2 separate regions of the Homo sapiens genome follow, and region 2 is linked to region 1. Evidence: chromatin loops called from intact Hi-C (ENCODE). Cell type or tissue: HepG2. All regions are shown on one strand. Each heading gives the region's core, and the rest is flanking DNA. Links, peaks and the distances in the headings are about the cores only. Region 1 overlaps APBA1 (amyloid beta precursor protein binding family A member 1). Region 2 overlaps CFAP95 (cilia and flagella associated protein 95).

Region 1 (8,345 bases), core at 262-8,261:
TAATATTTCCGTAGCATTTTATTGACACTGTAAACAGTAGGTATTTGAATATGTTGCTTTTTTCAATGTCTTTACAATTCACCCAAGTTGAACATGATATACTAGGGGCTTAGTTTCTAATCTGGATGAGTTTTTCCAGGTGACACACACTTTCTGTCACCTTTGTGCTCAATTGCATGCCCTGCTGAGATGGCTCAAGGGGGTCTCTGTTGTTTTCTAAGACCTGGAAATGGAGCCCTTTTCACCAGAAAAACCAATAAGACCATATAAGATTCAGTCCACACTTGTGTGTTTATTAGCACCACGCTGAACCAAATATATTTAATTGGATGCTTAATCATTTTGATTCAGATACTTTATAGGGTGTGAGAAAGGTATATTCTATTTGTGGCAGGAACTTGTGATGTAAAGTATGTAGAACAGTCTGTAGAAAAGATCTGTGGCTCCTAAACTTAGAATTCTCAGATCATTTGCTATGTCCATCTATCCCAGTCTTAACCCCCATGGAAATCTGTCAAAAACAGTGTCCGTGCTGGAAGTGACCTAAATGTGCATCAGTAAAATAATGGATGAACAAATTGAAGTATATTCATACCATGCTATACTGCTCAACAGTGAAAAATTCTGAGTTACTGATAGATACAATGACATGGGTGAATTTTAAATCATTATATTGAGTTAATAAAGCCAGACACAAAAGAGTATATACTCTAAGATTAGATTTTTATGAAGTTCAAGAACAGAACAAGTACATCTAATCTCTGATGATATAAGTGAGAATAGCAGTTACCTATAGGGGTAAGGGGAAGTATTGGCTGAGAAGGGGCAAAAAGGAATTTTCTAGGGTGATGGAAATGGTTTATATCTTACAAGGATGTGTATACAAGCGCACACACACATACACACATTCATCAAATTGTACATTTAAGATCTGTGCATTTATGGTATCTAAGTTATACCTCCATTAAAAGAAAAGTGCCAGCTGGGCATGGTGGCTCATGCCAGCACTTTGGGAAGCCGAGGCAGGCAGATCAATTGAGCCCAGGAGTTCAACACTAACGTGGGCAACATGGAGAAACCCTGTCTCTACAAAAACAATACAAAAATTAGCCGAGTGTAGTGGCACATGCCTGTATTCCCAGCTACTCAGGAGGCTTAGGTGGGAGGATTGCTTCAACCCTGGTGGTTGAGGCTGCAATGATCTGAGATTGTGCCACTGCACTTCAGTCTGGACAACAGAGTAAGACCCTATCAAAAAAAAAAAAAAAAGCCCAAGAAAGGGCACCATTTCATTTGCAGAGATGAGCAAGGTGAGGGTAGAAGGAAATTAACTCTGAAAAATATCAGTCTCTCTAGGGTTTACATTTTATAAACTCCATTTCTGTAAAATTGAAGCGACCACTCAACTCTGATTTTAAAACCCAATGAAACCTGTCAGGGTAGCTTCCTGTACATGAATGAATTGGATCTCAACTTTTTTAAGTATAGCTTTTGCTCTGAAACAGAATAAACAGTATAAACAGTACTCACTTTAACAATAAGTTCTAGTCTTGAAATGCTAGACAGCGTATCTGTGTTGAATTTAGAAGTGTCATTGATTTTAAATCTCTCTTTGGATGCATTGATATTTCAATTTGGAGAAAAGAACAAATTGGGTTGTAAATTCATCTTCCCAGCTTGGGTTTGTTAAAATCCTCCATGGGGGTAGTGGGGGAATAAGTTACTTAGAGATGAATGTGAGTGTGCATTTGAACTCAATGTGAATTGATTTTCGTGCAGGACATCTTCATTTTATACATAAATAATGAGCCATTAGCTGATTACTCTCCATTCGCTCTGTGGTACGTGTTTTCTAATACTTGAACAGAAAAACACAATGAATCAAGCAAGGTGGAGGACATATCTAGGCTCAGCCTAAATGTAATAATCACCCAACTTGTGAAGATCATCTTGGAGGCAAACACTGGTGCTATCATTTCATTTTTTCCTTTTTAAAATCCTCATGATGGCTGAAAATTTTGTAAACAGCCTCTTCCATTGTCATATTCAAAGCTTTCAGGATACTTTCTTCTCAGTCTTTCCAGCCATATTCCCAACACTTCTGCAGGAACTGCCACCTCCAAGTTTCTGTCCATAGTGAACTGTGTGATATGTCTTTAAAACTCTGAACAGTTTCATGTTGGCCTCTCAGCACAAGTCAGTTCTTCCCCTCCTGTGTGTCTTTCCATCTCAAACCATAGATGCCATGCCTTCTGCAGAGTAGGCATTAAAGTTTTATGGAATTAAGGGAAGTAGAGAAAGAGAAAGCCTGCAACTGTCTGTACAGCGAAGATTAGAAGAAAAAATGAAATGTTGCAGATTTACCATTTCATGGTACACAGGTTTTGCACTGATAGAGATTTCATGGAACCTTTCAACAGCCTTGTTTCTCCTTGCCTTCAAACTCCATGATACAGAGTAATTAGGATTTTCGTTCCAGCAATAAAAAAGTTCACCCAGACTTCTTTTGTAATAAAATCATGTAATATTGGCAGAAAAAATACAGAAAACAAAGAGATTGGTCCTGAAATTCCATAAGCTAATGTTTACAAAGTAAACAGATTATTTTACTTTTTTTTTTTTTTGAGGCGGAGTCTCACCCTGTCACCCAGGCTGGAGTGCAGTGGCATGATCTCAGCTGACTGCAACCTCCGCCTCCCGGGTTAAAGCGATTCTCTTGCCCCAGCCTCCCGAGTAGCTGGGATTACAGGCGTGTGCCACCACGCCCAGCTAATTTTTTGTATCTTTAGTAGAGACAGGGTTTCACCATGTTGGACAGGCTGGTCTCGAACTCCTGACCTCATGTTCCGCCCACCTCAGCCTCCCAAAGTGCTGGGATTAGAGGCATGAGCCACCGCGCCCAGCCAGATTATTTTACTTTTTAAAATATTGATGTTAAGTTGTGAAGCTACATATGCTGTTACAAGTGACAATGTATAGCAGTGTTAACAAAGCAGCCGTGACCTCATTCCTGGAAATCTGTCACCAAGGCCATCCAAAAAGTATCCATTAAATTACTTTTCCAGATTTTTTCTTGTCCCAAAAATATGTTTAATGAACTTTATCTGAAGGCAGGATATGTCAATACTATTTTTTCTCATAGCTAAGGTTTAACACGCTCCTGATAAGGTTTTAAGATATTCATATAATGTATGTATTTTATGTATATTTACTTATATATTTATACATATATCTATGTTTATACATATCTATGTATGCATATTGATAGACTGTACACATATATCCATGAGATGTCCAATAAATTACTTACACATGGTAGAGGACTGTATGATGCTCCTCTTTGCTCCCACCTCAGGACTTTAGAACTTGCTGTTCACTTTGTATGGAATGCTTTTCCCCAGATAACTACATGCTCACTCTCCCATCTCCTGTATCTTCACCCTTGTTTATTCTCTTTACAGCACTTCTCAGAGCTCACAGGATATGTTTAATTATTTCTATTGTAAACTCCTCAGGGTAAGTTCCATGAGGGCAAAGACCTTGTTCATTTTATTCACTTTATATCCCTCGTGCTTATCACAATGCCATATAATAGAAGCTCACTAAATATTTACAGAATGAATGGATGAATGAGTGACTTAAAGGTAATTTGCTCCAACCCTCTACCATAATACATGATTTCTCTTTGTATTATTTCAAATAAGAACCTACATTAATGAATTAATTGAAGGGCACTTATAAAATAATATGGGAACAAACTGAATACAGAAGAGGTAAAAAAATAAAATAAAGGATGACTGAATTGATTTGAGAAAGAGGATGAGAAAAATTCCAGAGAGCATTTAAAAGGAAAGGAGGAAGAAGAACTCAATCTAACTCATGTTTATATCATGGAAAGAAATTGCATAATTTTCCATCAAGTTTATTATTTTTATCACTGCATCCCTAAGTTAATATGTGCACAACACTTTACAGTTACAAGTACAGTTTATAATAAAACAGCTAAATAAATGAAAGCAAGCTGCATGAGGACTGATGAGAATATATCATGAACCAAAAGATTATAAGGTCCAATACAGAAAACACTGTACATATCTCATCTAATTTAGACCTCATAACAATCATAGAAGTTAAGTGGAACTGGTATTATTCCCATTTTTCAGATGTAGAAACTGAGTCTCAGAAACTTTAAATGATGTGCCTCAAATTTGCACATATTATGTATACCAGACTCCAGATTCTGTGCCATATCTTTAGGATCGAAAGCCTGTACTAAATGATTGGAAAACTCAGTTCCAATTTTTCAGCAATCCTGGGAAATAAGTTAGAAAAATATGAATTAGAAAATTATATCTCCTCTGTCCCAATGTAAGCCTTCTTTCCGTGTTTCTATCCACCTCAAAGTATTCCTTTTTTGAAAAAGTTACGATTTGTTTTAAAGGTCCCCTACTTTTATTTTTTCTTCTTCCTCGGACACTTTATAACTATTGATTGAATTGATATGAATCGAATTTTTCGGATGTAAAAGGTTCTTCACTGTGCAGTTACCCTCTTTTACCACGAGAGGTCACCTACAGGCCAGTGAGGCCGAGGGGTTTTGAGAAGTCGTAGACGAACTTGAGAGTTAAAATTCATGGGCCATGTCATGATTCTGATAGAGTGTGAAGTTGGTGACTCATAGGATCGAAGTGGCAAAAAGTGAAATATGTGGGTTTTGAGACAACTTTGGGTGAAAGTGGGGCAGAGGGCAAGACGACAAAAAGTGCAGAGGCCTCGGCTGGCTGTGTATCCTCTCTACGACATTCTTAAACAGTGTTCTAAGCACCTATAGTGTCCCAGGCATGGGCTTAGTGTTTGGAGAATGACAGTAAGGCTACAGCCTCTCCTCCCCAAAACCCACATCTAGCAGGGTGACTGACAGCCAGCCCACTCTTTACATCCACTAATGTGCCCTGTCCTTTGCTTTAGAGATGAGATTGCAAAGTGAGAGCCTGCAACGGCCTTCCCCTGGATTTGTTTGGCGTTGGCGCTTGTGCTGTTCTGTAACTACTATATATTGCTTTTTCTTCTACCTGGCTTGCTTCACTCATTTGCATCATCTGTGTGGCCCTGTAGACATTTGAGTCTGTCCCTGTGATTTCCCTGCATGCCCATCATGAAGACTAGCCCTACCCGGCCTTTGCTCTTACTCTAAGAGGTCTGGTTCCCACCACCCCGGGCATTTCAGGGCTTCAGCTGTCCTGCTGCCTCAGCAGCTGCTTCTGTAACAAAGTAGATGTCAGCTACTTCAACTCCAGATGAGATCCGAAGTCAAATGAACTTGTTTGCCTCAAAGAGAAGAACAAAGGGGCTTTGTGGGGAGGAGGGGAGCATTGCAACCAGTTAATGAGCAGAGTGTTCAATCTAGAGCATGTCCAACATGGCCAGCCCTGAGGGCATGTGTGACCAAATGGCATTGGTGCAGGCAGCCTCCAACAGCACATAACCATGTTCTTTCTCTTCCAGGGTTTCAGTCCTTCCCCATCTTTTCCTTTTTCTTGCTTACCTCCTGAGCACCCTATTGCCTTTTACCCTTTAATGGCCTCCAGTCCGTTAATTTGTCAGAAACTGTTTCTGTGCAGGTAAGGAGACATTTCATTTATTAGCTTGCTTAAAGCTATGAAGAATATTTCGGAAGAGCTTGCAGCCTCTGCCAACCCACTTATATTAGTTTCCTATTGTTGCTGTAACAAATTACCACAAACGTAGTGACATAAAACAACAAAAACCTATTATCTTAAGGTTCTGTAGATGGGAAGCTGACACAGGTCCCATGGAGCTAAAAGCAAAGCGTCGGCAGGGCTCTGTCCTTTCTGGAGGATCTAAGGGATGATCCATTTTCTTACTCATTCAGGTTGGCAAAATGTAGGTCCCTGAGGTTGTAGGACTGAAGTTTCCATTTCCATGCAGCTGTGGGCTGAGGGTCATTCCCAGCTGCTTGCATTGCTTGGTTTATGTTCCTTTCTCCCGTCTTCCAAGTCAGCAGCAGGAGAGGGGATTGTGCCAAGTCCTCCTCATGTTTTGAATCTTTCCTCTTTCTTTGGTCCCATCTCTCTGACACAGTTGGAAAAGATTCTCCATTTTTAAGGACTCATGATTAGGTTGGGCCACCCAGATGATCCAGGATAATCTCCCCATTTTAAGATTCATCCTCTTAATTAGGTCTACAAAATCCCTTTGTAATGTAAGGTAACATCTGTACAAGTTCTGGGACCCAGGGTGTGGACATCTTTGGAGGCCATTTTCCACTGACCACACCACTGAACCCATCTCTTGGGTTGGTAGGAACCCCAGGTGGTGGTTGTGTTGGAAACCAGACATGGAGTAGACTGCTGAGTAAAGCACTTGACTGAAATGGGGAAAGCTTGGATCTTCTTCCAGCCTTGAAGTCATGGCACTGGCCAAGGCAGTGGGGCTTTGGTTCTTTTAGGGTATCACCAATATGTCTAGCATTAAACTATCTTAAAAATGGACAATTAATACAATTGCCTCAAATTCTAGTAATCAGCATTTTCAGTGGCTAGTGTAAGAGAGACCTATTCAATATGCATTCTTCCTTTCTTCATTACTAAGAGAACCCAGATTTTATTTGGGGTAGCAAGGTGTCCAGCCAAACAACAACCCTGGTTCTAAGTTTTCCTTGCAGCTAGGGGTGGTCAGTGTGACACATTTCTGGTTGAGGAGATATAAATGGAAGTCACTAGATGGGGATTCTAGGGAAGCTCTCTAAAAGAAGCTGACTGCTGAAATGCACCTTCTTTACCTATGCCCTGTCCCTGTTGCCTGCCTGGAATACAGACACGTGGCAGGCACTGAGGCTGCCATCTTGGAAATGTGGGAGTCAAGCTCTAAGGATGGCTGACTGGAGAGCTGGAAAGAGCTGAGTTGTTCCGTAACAGTATTGTAAAACTCCAGTACCATCCTTGGACTGTCCCCCTCTGGATTTCTTTTGTATGAGAGAACAATATTGAGGGCGTGAGAGAAGAGGGGTTGCCCTGTTCTTAAGCAACTGAATTTAATTCCTCACTGGTCTCTGTACTCCGACAATTGATTCTCAATCTAAAGACTTACAAGATTCATAAGTGTCTTCTAGCAACAGGAAATAACCTGTGAAAAAGGAACTTTCTTAATACTAAATTTAGCCCTAATAATTTCAAAACAGAAGTAGTTTTAAATGTATGCGTAACACTTTTAAACTGCCGTAGCTTTTTCACATATGTGATCTCATTTTATCATTGCAGTAACTCTATAAAGTAGGTGGGTCAGAAGGGTGCATATCAGCATTGCCTTCATTGACACTTCAGGAAACTGAGGCACAAAGAGCTTCAGCAGCCTCTTAAAGATCCTAAGTTATTGTTTATATCTTTTAACTCTAAACCATTTGCTCTCTCCTGCTCCTTACTTTAAGATTTATTCCCTAATGTTATATATTATAAGAAACATAGTTTATGATGTTTTTTCTTTTGCCCACCATGTGTATTTAACATGGAAAAATGATAAAATTAATCTTTGCAAAGTATCTCTCCCCCCAGAAATGGGCAACTTACTTAAGCTAGTTCTAGTTAAGGAGGAATTGGTCACACCTATAGAAAGACCTCTCAGAAAAGAGGATGGCCAGACCCTAGGAATGGATCTGTGACCGTGGAAGCCATTAGGGGGCAGCGCCCTCTTGGTTATCTTACTCCCTCCAGTTTTCTTGGTCTTCCCTAATTAAATCATGGCAGCTCAGGCAGAGTCCCTGAGTGGGAACAGTTCCTACAGAAATGGAACTGTGGGCAGGAAAAGCAACCCACAACATATCTCTGGCAGTTATTTCCCCAGCACTGAAGTAGACTGACCTCCGCATCAGAATAACTCGCTCTGCTACTGTTGTGAATGCTCTGATCAGAAGGATTTCAGATTTCCACAGTTTCATGGGTTAGCCTGAAAGGCAAAATGCTGATTTTTATGCTGATGAAATAAAATGTAGGCCAAAAAATACAAATGATACCCCCCAAATACAAATGACAACCTCATTTTCAGATTGCATTCTCAATCTGAAGGACTGAAGAATTCTCAGTCTGAATTCCTAATTTTTTAAAGTAAATTTATCTTGTATAATTTCAAAGTTTGTCATACTTTAGAAAATTTATAAACTTATGAAAAATAAAAAAGTGTTTTCCCTCTAGCTAAAGCAGAAGTAGCTCTTCAAATACCCCCTCTTTCTTTGAAGAGGTGACTTCCACCTGTATCTTCCATGATGTTTACAAGCATATATACTGAAGGTCATTCATTTGTAAGTTAATTGGCAAAAATATCTTGTTTTC
Region 2 (8,345 bases), core at 53-8,052, 330 kb before region 1:
AAAGGATACAATCAACAAAGCGAAGGGATAACCCACAGAATTGGAGAAAATATTTACAAACTACCCATCTGACAAGGGATTAGTTACCAGAATATATAAAGAGCTCAAACAACTCTACAGGAAAAAAAAAATCTAATAATCCTATCAAAAAATGGGCCAAAGATTTGAATAGACATTTCTCAAAAGAAGACATACAAGTGGCAAATAGGCATATGAAAAGGTGCTCAACATCATTGATCATTAGAGAAATGCAAACCAAAACTACAATGAGATATCATCTCATGCCGGTTAAAATGGCTTATATCCACAAGACAGGCAATAACAAATGCTGGTGAGGATGTGGAGAAAAGGAAACCCTTATATACTGTTGTAAGAATGTAAATTAGTACAACCACTATGGAGAACAGTTTGGAGGTTCCTCAAAAAGCTAACAATTGAGCTATCATATGATGCAGCAATCCCACTGCTGGGTATATATGCAAAACAAAGGAAATCAGTATATCAAAGAAATACCTGCACTCCCAAGTTTGTTGCAGCACTGTTCACAATAGCCAAGATTTGGAAGTAACCTAAGAATTCATCAACAGGTGAATGGATAGAGAAAATGTGGTACTTATAGACAATGAACCACTATTCAGCCATTAAAAAGAATGAGATTCTGTCTTTTGCAACAACATTGATAGAACAGGAGATCACTATGTTAAGTGAAATAAGCCAGGCACAAAAAAAACAAATATCACATGTTCTCACCGTGTTTGAGGGATCTACAAACCAAAACAACTGAACTCATGGACATAGGGAGTAGAAGGATGGTTACCAGAGGATGGGAAGGATAGTCAGGGCAGGGAAGGGATGGCATAGTGGGGAGGTGGGATGGTGAATGGGTACAAAAAATAATAGAGAGAATGAGTAAGACCTAGTATTTAATAGCACAACGTGGGGACTATAGTCAATAGTAATTTAATTGTACACTTTAAAATAACTAAAAGAGTATAATTGGATTGTTTGTAACACAAAGGATAAATGCTTGAGAGGATGGATACCCAGTTTTTCATGATGTGATTATTATGCATTGCATGCCTGTACCAAAATCTCATGTATTCTATAAATACATACACCTACTATGTACCCACAAAAATTAAACATAAAATAATAAAAAATAAACCAAAACAAACAAAAATATATAAAAGTATATACAGTGTGATGTGAGAGACCAAAATAGATGCCCCTTTATCAACTAAGACAGAACCTAAGGTTAAAAAAAAAACAAAAAGTTACCTATGGGTTGGGGATTCAGGGATGGTTTGGCATGGCAAATTTCTAAATTCTCACTAAATATCCTAACAATAGGAGATATCAGGCCAATTGTCCTAATTCTGACTTACGATCCAAACCACTATGACTCTAATTGGATAAAGGACTGGCCTTACAAACTTTCTTCTCTGATAAGCAATTGCAGACCTTTAAACAGTTTCAGCCAGCTGATAGAGGCTGTGCATAAACTGTCTTTGTGTCCTAAAGTTCACCCTTTGATAAAGCCAAATTCCACCTCATTTTAATGTTAAAACCCAGTCCCAAAGTGAACGTAGGATGTATGTCATATGCATATTTATCCATTACATATGCGCACAGCTCCCTCATAAATACGTATAGCTTTTCCCCCCGAACCTCCTGAATATGCATGATTCAGGCCCTGTGAGGCATAAAACCCAAACTGTGCTTCCCCTCGTCCATGCTGGAGACTTTCTCTTCCCAGCTTCCAAACCAATATCTCCAATAAAGCTCTCCTTTCTACTATTTAGCCATCCTGGTGATCTTTTGGTCAACAATAGCAAATATTAACCAAAGGAAATTGAATTCTTATAATAACATCCTATGTAAGAGACTTTGAGCAAAAATTACTAGTTACAAAGATCATTATCTACTGATTAAAAGAGCAAGTCACCAAGAAAGTATATAACAATCTTATGTCAATAAACCTAACAACATATAGAATATTGACACTGTTTGGATATTTGTCCCTGCCCAAATCTCATGTTGAATTGTAATTCCCAATACTGGAGGTGAGGCCTGGGGGGAGGTGTTTGGGTCATGGAGGCAGATCCCTCATGGCCTGGTGCCATCGTCATAATAGTGAGTGAGTTCTCGCACTATCTGGTCATATAAAAGTGTGTAGCTCCTGCCCCCCAACTCTCTTTCTTGCTCCTGCTTCTGCCATGCGATGTGCCTGCTCCCCCTTCACCTTCTGCCATGAGTAAAAGCTGTCTGAGGACTCCCTAGAAGCTGAGCAGATGCCAGCACCATGTTTCCTATAAAGCCTGTAGAACTGTGAGCCAATTAAACCTCTTTTCTTTGTAAATTACCCAGTCTCAGGGATTTCTTTATAGCAATGCAAGAACAGCCCAATACAAATACGTAAGACAAAAATAGACCAGAATCACAGAAATAAAATGACAAATCCACATTTATGCAGGAAGATTGTAACACACATTTCTCAACCCTTTGGTTCCTTAAATCCAAATCTCTACATACATCCTCCAAAACCATACAGGTCAACAGTAAAGCAAATAAAACTTCACAATTGCCCAGAGGTAGAGCATAGTGAAGGATAGGGAATACCACAAACTTGGATTTACATGTAGGTAGAACAGTCCAGAATCCGTAGAGCCAAATCAGAGCCCATGCTGAAACAGAATCAGGCAGGGATTATATGGAAGACAGGAGAGGTGGCAAGTCTCTAGCAGGGGTGAAACACAGAGGACAGCACCCACAGAAGGAGAACGCCCTTCCCTGATGAGGAAATCGTAAGAACAAGTCTAAGACCAGAAGATCTGAAGCATGACTTTTCAAGGAAGTATCCAGGACCACAGTTATAGTCTTGGGAAGACACTGCTTCTGGGAAGGAGCAGTACAACTAGAAGGTAAAGAAAAATGAGAAATAAAACACAAGAAAATAAGGATCCTAGGGCTGTAAGGTAGTATCACGATTATCAGTAAACATCACTCCCTCCTATGTTTCACCACCCCAGAAACGTGTCATTAATTAAATAAGCCTCACTTCACTGTTAGAACTGAAGAGGGCACTCTTGAACTAGGATATTGAGCAAACTGCCCAAAGTTTTCATTCCTCCTGGATAGAATTATCTATGATTGCTGCTAGTCCAGGAAAATCCATCATACTTTAAATGAACAGAACAAGGCAACATTACTATGAGAAGAACACAATAAAGAAGAATAAAAACTAAGCTCATGAAAATTCTCCCCCTGAAATAGTCCCAGTCACAGAAGTCCTCCATTAGCATTTCTATTCAATAATGCACTAGAGAGCCTAGAAAATGCAGTAAAACAAGAAAGACAAGCAAAATCAACATTAGCAAATAGCATAATTGGAATAAAGGAAACAAAATCATCATCTTCCATGGATGACAAAGTTGTTTACATTTTTAAAAATACAAGAGAATCTACAAATTATAACAATAGGCAAGTTTCAGCAAGGTTGTTGGATAAAAGATCAATATACAAAAATAGCATAGCCATATACCTGCAACAAGAAATTAGAAAGCATAATCAAAGGAGGAAAATCCCATTTATACTTGCAACAAAATATCTGTTTCCTATAAGAATACATGTAACAGAAGATATACAAGTCATTTATGGGGAAAATACAAAATGTTGTGGAAAAACGTAAAATAATTTATGTACGTGTGGAATGGTGGATATAATGATAGCAATTATTCCATCCAAAAAATTTAAAGCACTTCCAATCTAAACACCAATAAGGTGTTTTGTAGAACTTGACAAACAAATCCTAATAGTCATATGACTCTATGAAGTGCCAAAGAGAGTCAGTATAAAAATAGACCAATTGAGAAAATGTAAAGCCTAGAAGCAGAACTGCTTAAATATAGGAATTTGGTGTATGATGGAAATGGCCTTACAAGTTAGTGAGGAAAGAGTGAGTCACGTGATGCTGGGCTAAACCTTTAGTCTTATAAAAATATTACATATAAGCATATATAATTACATGTATATTACGTATATATGTATGCATTATATATGAAATTTCTAAAATTTTAGAATTTGACATTTCATATTTAGGTCTTGACTAAATTGTAAATTAAAACTTCTGTTGATCAAAAGATACTATAAACAAAGTTTTCAGAAAAGTCATAGACTGGAAGAAGATGTTTATTATAAATCTAACCAAAAGGCTGGGTGCAGTGGCTCATGCCTGTAATCCCAACACTTTGGGAGGCCAAGGCAGGTGGATCACTTGAGGTCAGGAGTTTGAGACCAGCCTGGCCAACATGGTGAAACCCCGTCTCTACTAAAAATACAAAAATTAGCCAGGCGTGCTGGCGGGTGCCTGTAGTCCCAGCTACTTGGGAGGCTGAGGCAGGGGAATCACTTGAACCCAGGAGGCGGAGGTTGCAGTGAGCCAAAACTGCGCCATTGCACTCTAGCCTGGGAGACAGCGCAAGACTCCATCTCAAAAAAATAGTAAAATAAAATGAAATAAATCTAACCAAAAGAGGATCAATAAAATAAATCTAACCAAAAGAGGATTAATAACAGAATTAATTTTTTAAAACTCTTTTTTTTTTCTTTTTAGACAAAATCTCACTCTGTCATCCCCAGGCTGGAGTGCAGTGGCACAATCATGGCTCACTGCAACCTCTGCCTCCCAGGTTCAAGCAATTCTCCTGCCTCAACCTTCCAAGTAGCTGGAACTACAGGCATGCATCACCAGGCCCAAGTAATTTTTGTATTTTTAGTAGAGATGGGGTTTTGTCATGTTGGCCAGGCTGGTCTTGAACTCCTGGCCTCAAGAGATCCACCTGCCTTGGTCTCCCAAAATGCTGGGATTATAGGCCTGAGCCACTGTGCCCAGCCTTTAAAACTCTTGCAAATCAAATTTAGTAATTAGTGAAATGCAAAGTAAAACAACAATGAAATGCCATGTAATATCTATTAGATTGATAAAAATTAAAAATCCCTATTTATAAGGATATGAAACAATAAATATGTTCAAGCAAAACTAGTGGCAATATCTTGCAAAATTGAAGGTGCATATGTCTTATTACCCAACAATTCTGAGTATAAAGAAAACTCTTTTTTAAAAAATGTTATTGCGAATTGGTGATTTATAATTGTAATATTTATGGTGTATAAAGAAACTCTTACATATATATTCAAGGAGATGTGTATAATGACAGTTACTGTGGCCTTATTTGTAATAGTGAAAATTTGGAAGCTAATGTCCTGCAAGAAAATGGATATATTGAATGGCCATATAAATCATGATAAACCATTTCTTTAAAAACATTGAAGCATGTATAGTAAAAATATTAACTTACATTATAACTGGGTAATGAGTAGATGGATGTTTGAAGAGTATTTTAGATAATGAAAATATTCCATAATCTTAAAATATGTTTGTGTTAATAGACAACAGTGAACTTGCTTCCCTACCCTCTTCCTACTCAAAGTTATGACTCAAATGATATGCTTATCAGGAACCCCAGCAGAACACTGGAGAGTTGCTTTGGGTAGAACTGTCCTGCAGGTCAGCTTTTGGGTATCTCTCCACTCGTGTAAAGCAGATAGAAACCTATCCCTCCTAATTGAGCCCTTTTGCCTCTCCTTATTATCACCTCCCAGCACAGAGTCTGATACAAAGTAGGCAATGAGAAACATTCATTGAATATTTAAATCAATAAAAATAAAATTAGAATATAAAGAGATATAGATTAACTACACTGAGTATGCAAAGTAAATACAGGTGAAAGATTAAAACATTCAGTTATCTTTCTAAAAAGGCATTGTGGAACAAAATGGAAACTTTTATAATATTGAATGATGACTTTCAGCCAATTACTCACCAACTCTTTGTGATTGCCTTCTCCTTCCCTCACCCCCTTAAAAAAAAAATCCAAAAAACAGGGCAACAATCAATTTTTAAGTGATAGAGAGTACATTATGTGCTCCCCAAATTTGAAATAAGGTGGTCTTTTGAGAATAAAAATATGGGAAATCAACATGGATATTCCTCTAGATATTAGCTGTAGCAAAAAGAACAAGTCCATTAAGAGAAATGCCCTTCAGAGAAACTCCAGGAAGCAAGAGGTCAGAAAAACAACAGAGGCATTATTTCTAGGCATTGTCTTGGGGAAGAGGTATCCTGGTTTACAAACAGATCCCCCTGGTTCTGGAAGCAGAGCTGGACTACATCAATGTCAATCCACCAACCCGGACTTACTGACAGCCAACAGTGATTTAAGTCATTATCTGGAACCAGCAGGAACAAGCCTGTGCCAGGTGGCTCTGCTTTACAGCTCCCATCCCTACTCGTGGCTCTTAGGTCCAAATACCAGTCTGATCAGGGCCCTCTTTGGGATTTCCTTTTCTTAATAGAAACTACTGGAAAAGGGGCACTCACTCTCCCGTGACAGTAACTGAGAGATGTAATATCCTCCAGCCGGTGGAAGAAGTTGGTCCTCAGCGGGAGGGAATAAAGCCAACAGGAAGAGAATCCCAGGTTTTTTTTAGTCCTGAGTCCAGTCATCTCTGAAGTCAGGCTCTTCCAAGGACTTTCCCAAAGTTCCATGAGGCACTCCAGTACTCTTTTAATAAACTGTCCTTTTTGCCCAAGAAAATTTTAATTGTGTTTTTGTTCCTTACAACCGAAAGAATCCTATTACAATCAGGCCACCAAAGTCTAAGGCCATTAATCATTGTAATCACGTAACCAACTCCCCTTGCTCTGATTCCAAAGAGTGAACAACATTCTGATGATTGTTTGGCTTCCCGTATGGTTTTTCACAGAGAGAGAATGCCTTTTATTAGGCTGACATGACCGTCTGGTGTGCTTGAAATTTTTATTTCTCATTATAAATTAACTACTTAGAATTCTGGTGTTTATCGTGATTTAATGAGCACGAGTTGATCTCCATGTGTCAGATAAATTCTGAAGTACTGATAAAAACAGGCTTTCTGGAAATGTAAAACCAGAAACCAGTAAATTCACTAGGATATGCCACACTGTAAGGATGCCGGGAATTTAGGTGGCTGGCTTTCACCCTGCACCACCCACAATTTGCTACACGTGCCCTCTTTTGTCTTTAACAGTTGTAGTTATTATATACTTTATAAGGCAGAGTACAATGAAAGATGTTTCGTAAGATAAGAAAGGAAAAGGTGTCTGATAATGGAGTTATCATAAAATTCATGGTATGAGTTAAAACGTCTACAGCTGCCCTAACACCAGTGGTAACATATGTGACTGGATGACAAGATGATGTACCCAAGCCCACAGAATCACAGCTTCTTAGGCTCAAAGAAACCTTAAAGATCAACTGTTTCTTTTCTGTTTTGTCTAGATGGGGGGCAGATATTTTATCACCCAGCTTCCTGGCAGCCAGAACAAGGGCATGTGACATGTATTCACCAAATCAGACGGGTCATCTAGGAGTCTGAATGTGAGTACGTGACTTAAAGAAGCAGAGAACTAATTTGGAGTTAATCTTGTCACTGGCAGCAGTAGAAGCAGTATTCATTACTTAAGATAAATATAGCCACAGCGGGTCACGGAATCTACCTGACCCTGTGTTGAGGTGACGGGGTGCATTGTGCAGGTGAGGCCGCAATCTACAACCACTCTGGAAAACTCTGTCTCATTCTTAACAGCAACCATCATTCACAAAAACAAACAAACAAACAAACAAACAAAAAAACTTAGGTTGAGCTGATACAGACATGCCGGTCATTTCCTCCTACTTCTACCTGCTGAATTAGCCACAGAACAAATCCACAGCTGCTGAATGCCAGGCTTATTTTTTTATCTTATTTATTGGAGACAGGATCTCACTCCGTCACCCTAGCTAGAGTGCAGTGGCAACATGGAGAGAAGAGTGACTTTATTTTAAATGTCAATCCACCATGTAACTTCTAACTAACCCCAAGTTCAAGAATGCCTCCCAAATTTCTGACTGATATATTACTCTTTATGTAGGAAGACCTACTGATTGTAAGTTTCCTCCAAAACGACCCTTGTTGTTCTGGAAATCATAGGCTTTGACACCCATAGCCACCTACACATTCCTTCCAGAGCAGGGATACTTTCCCCAAGATTTAAGCCCTGGGTCTGGGGATTTGTGATGTGGAGATCTACCTGTATTGTAGCCTCCCAAGACCATTCTTCTGTAAGTCTCCCTGCTTTTAAGTTCCCCTTAAACTACCCGAAACCTATGACCCAGATTTGTCTGCCTCTTTCTTTGGTTTCTTATTTCTTCTGCATTTGGGGGGTCGCTTTGTATATACAGCCCTTTCACAGAACAGGTGATTCA

The links. Peaks named below come from ENCODE experiments on the same cell type or tissue, not always from the same donor. Only the 100,000 strongest peaks of a DNase experiment are listed, where the experiment ranks them.
Region 2: a loop joins it to region 1, with 21 times the contacts of the local background. A loop is called at or near these places in 28 of 110 quality-filtered maps.

The regions. Positions count from the first base shown.
Region 1 is chr9:69,545,832-69,554,176 of GRCh38, reverse strand. The region is part of intron 1 of APBA1 (amyloid beta precursor protein binding family A member 1); the gene reads left to right. Among named protein-coding and RNA genes, the nearest start is that of APBA1, 120 kb to the left of the region's middle. In HepG2, for the core only: CTCF peaks have their summits at 4,564 (motif pointing right) and 7,697 (motif pointing right); a DNase peak (open chromatin) is centred at 4,576; H3K27me3 peaks cover 679 bases.
Region 2 is chr9:69,872,799-69,881,143 of GRCh38, reverse strand. The region is part of intron 4 of CFAP95 (cilia and flagella associated protein 95); the gene reads right to left. Among named protein-coding and RNA genes, the nearest start is that of CFAP95, 56 kb to the right of the region's middle. In HepG2, for the core only: a CTCF peak has its summit at 3,090 (motif pointing right); a DNase peak (open chromatin) is centred at 3,083; H3K27me3 peaks cover 357 bases.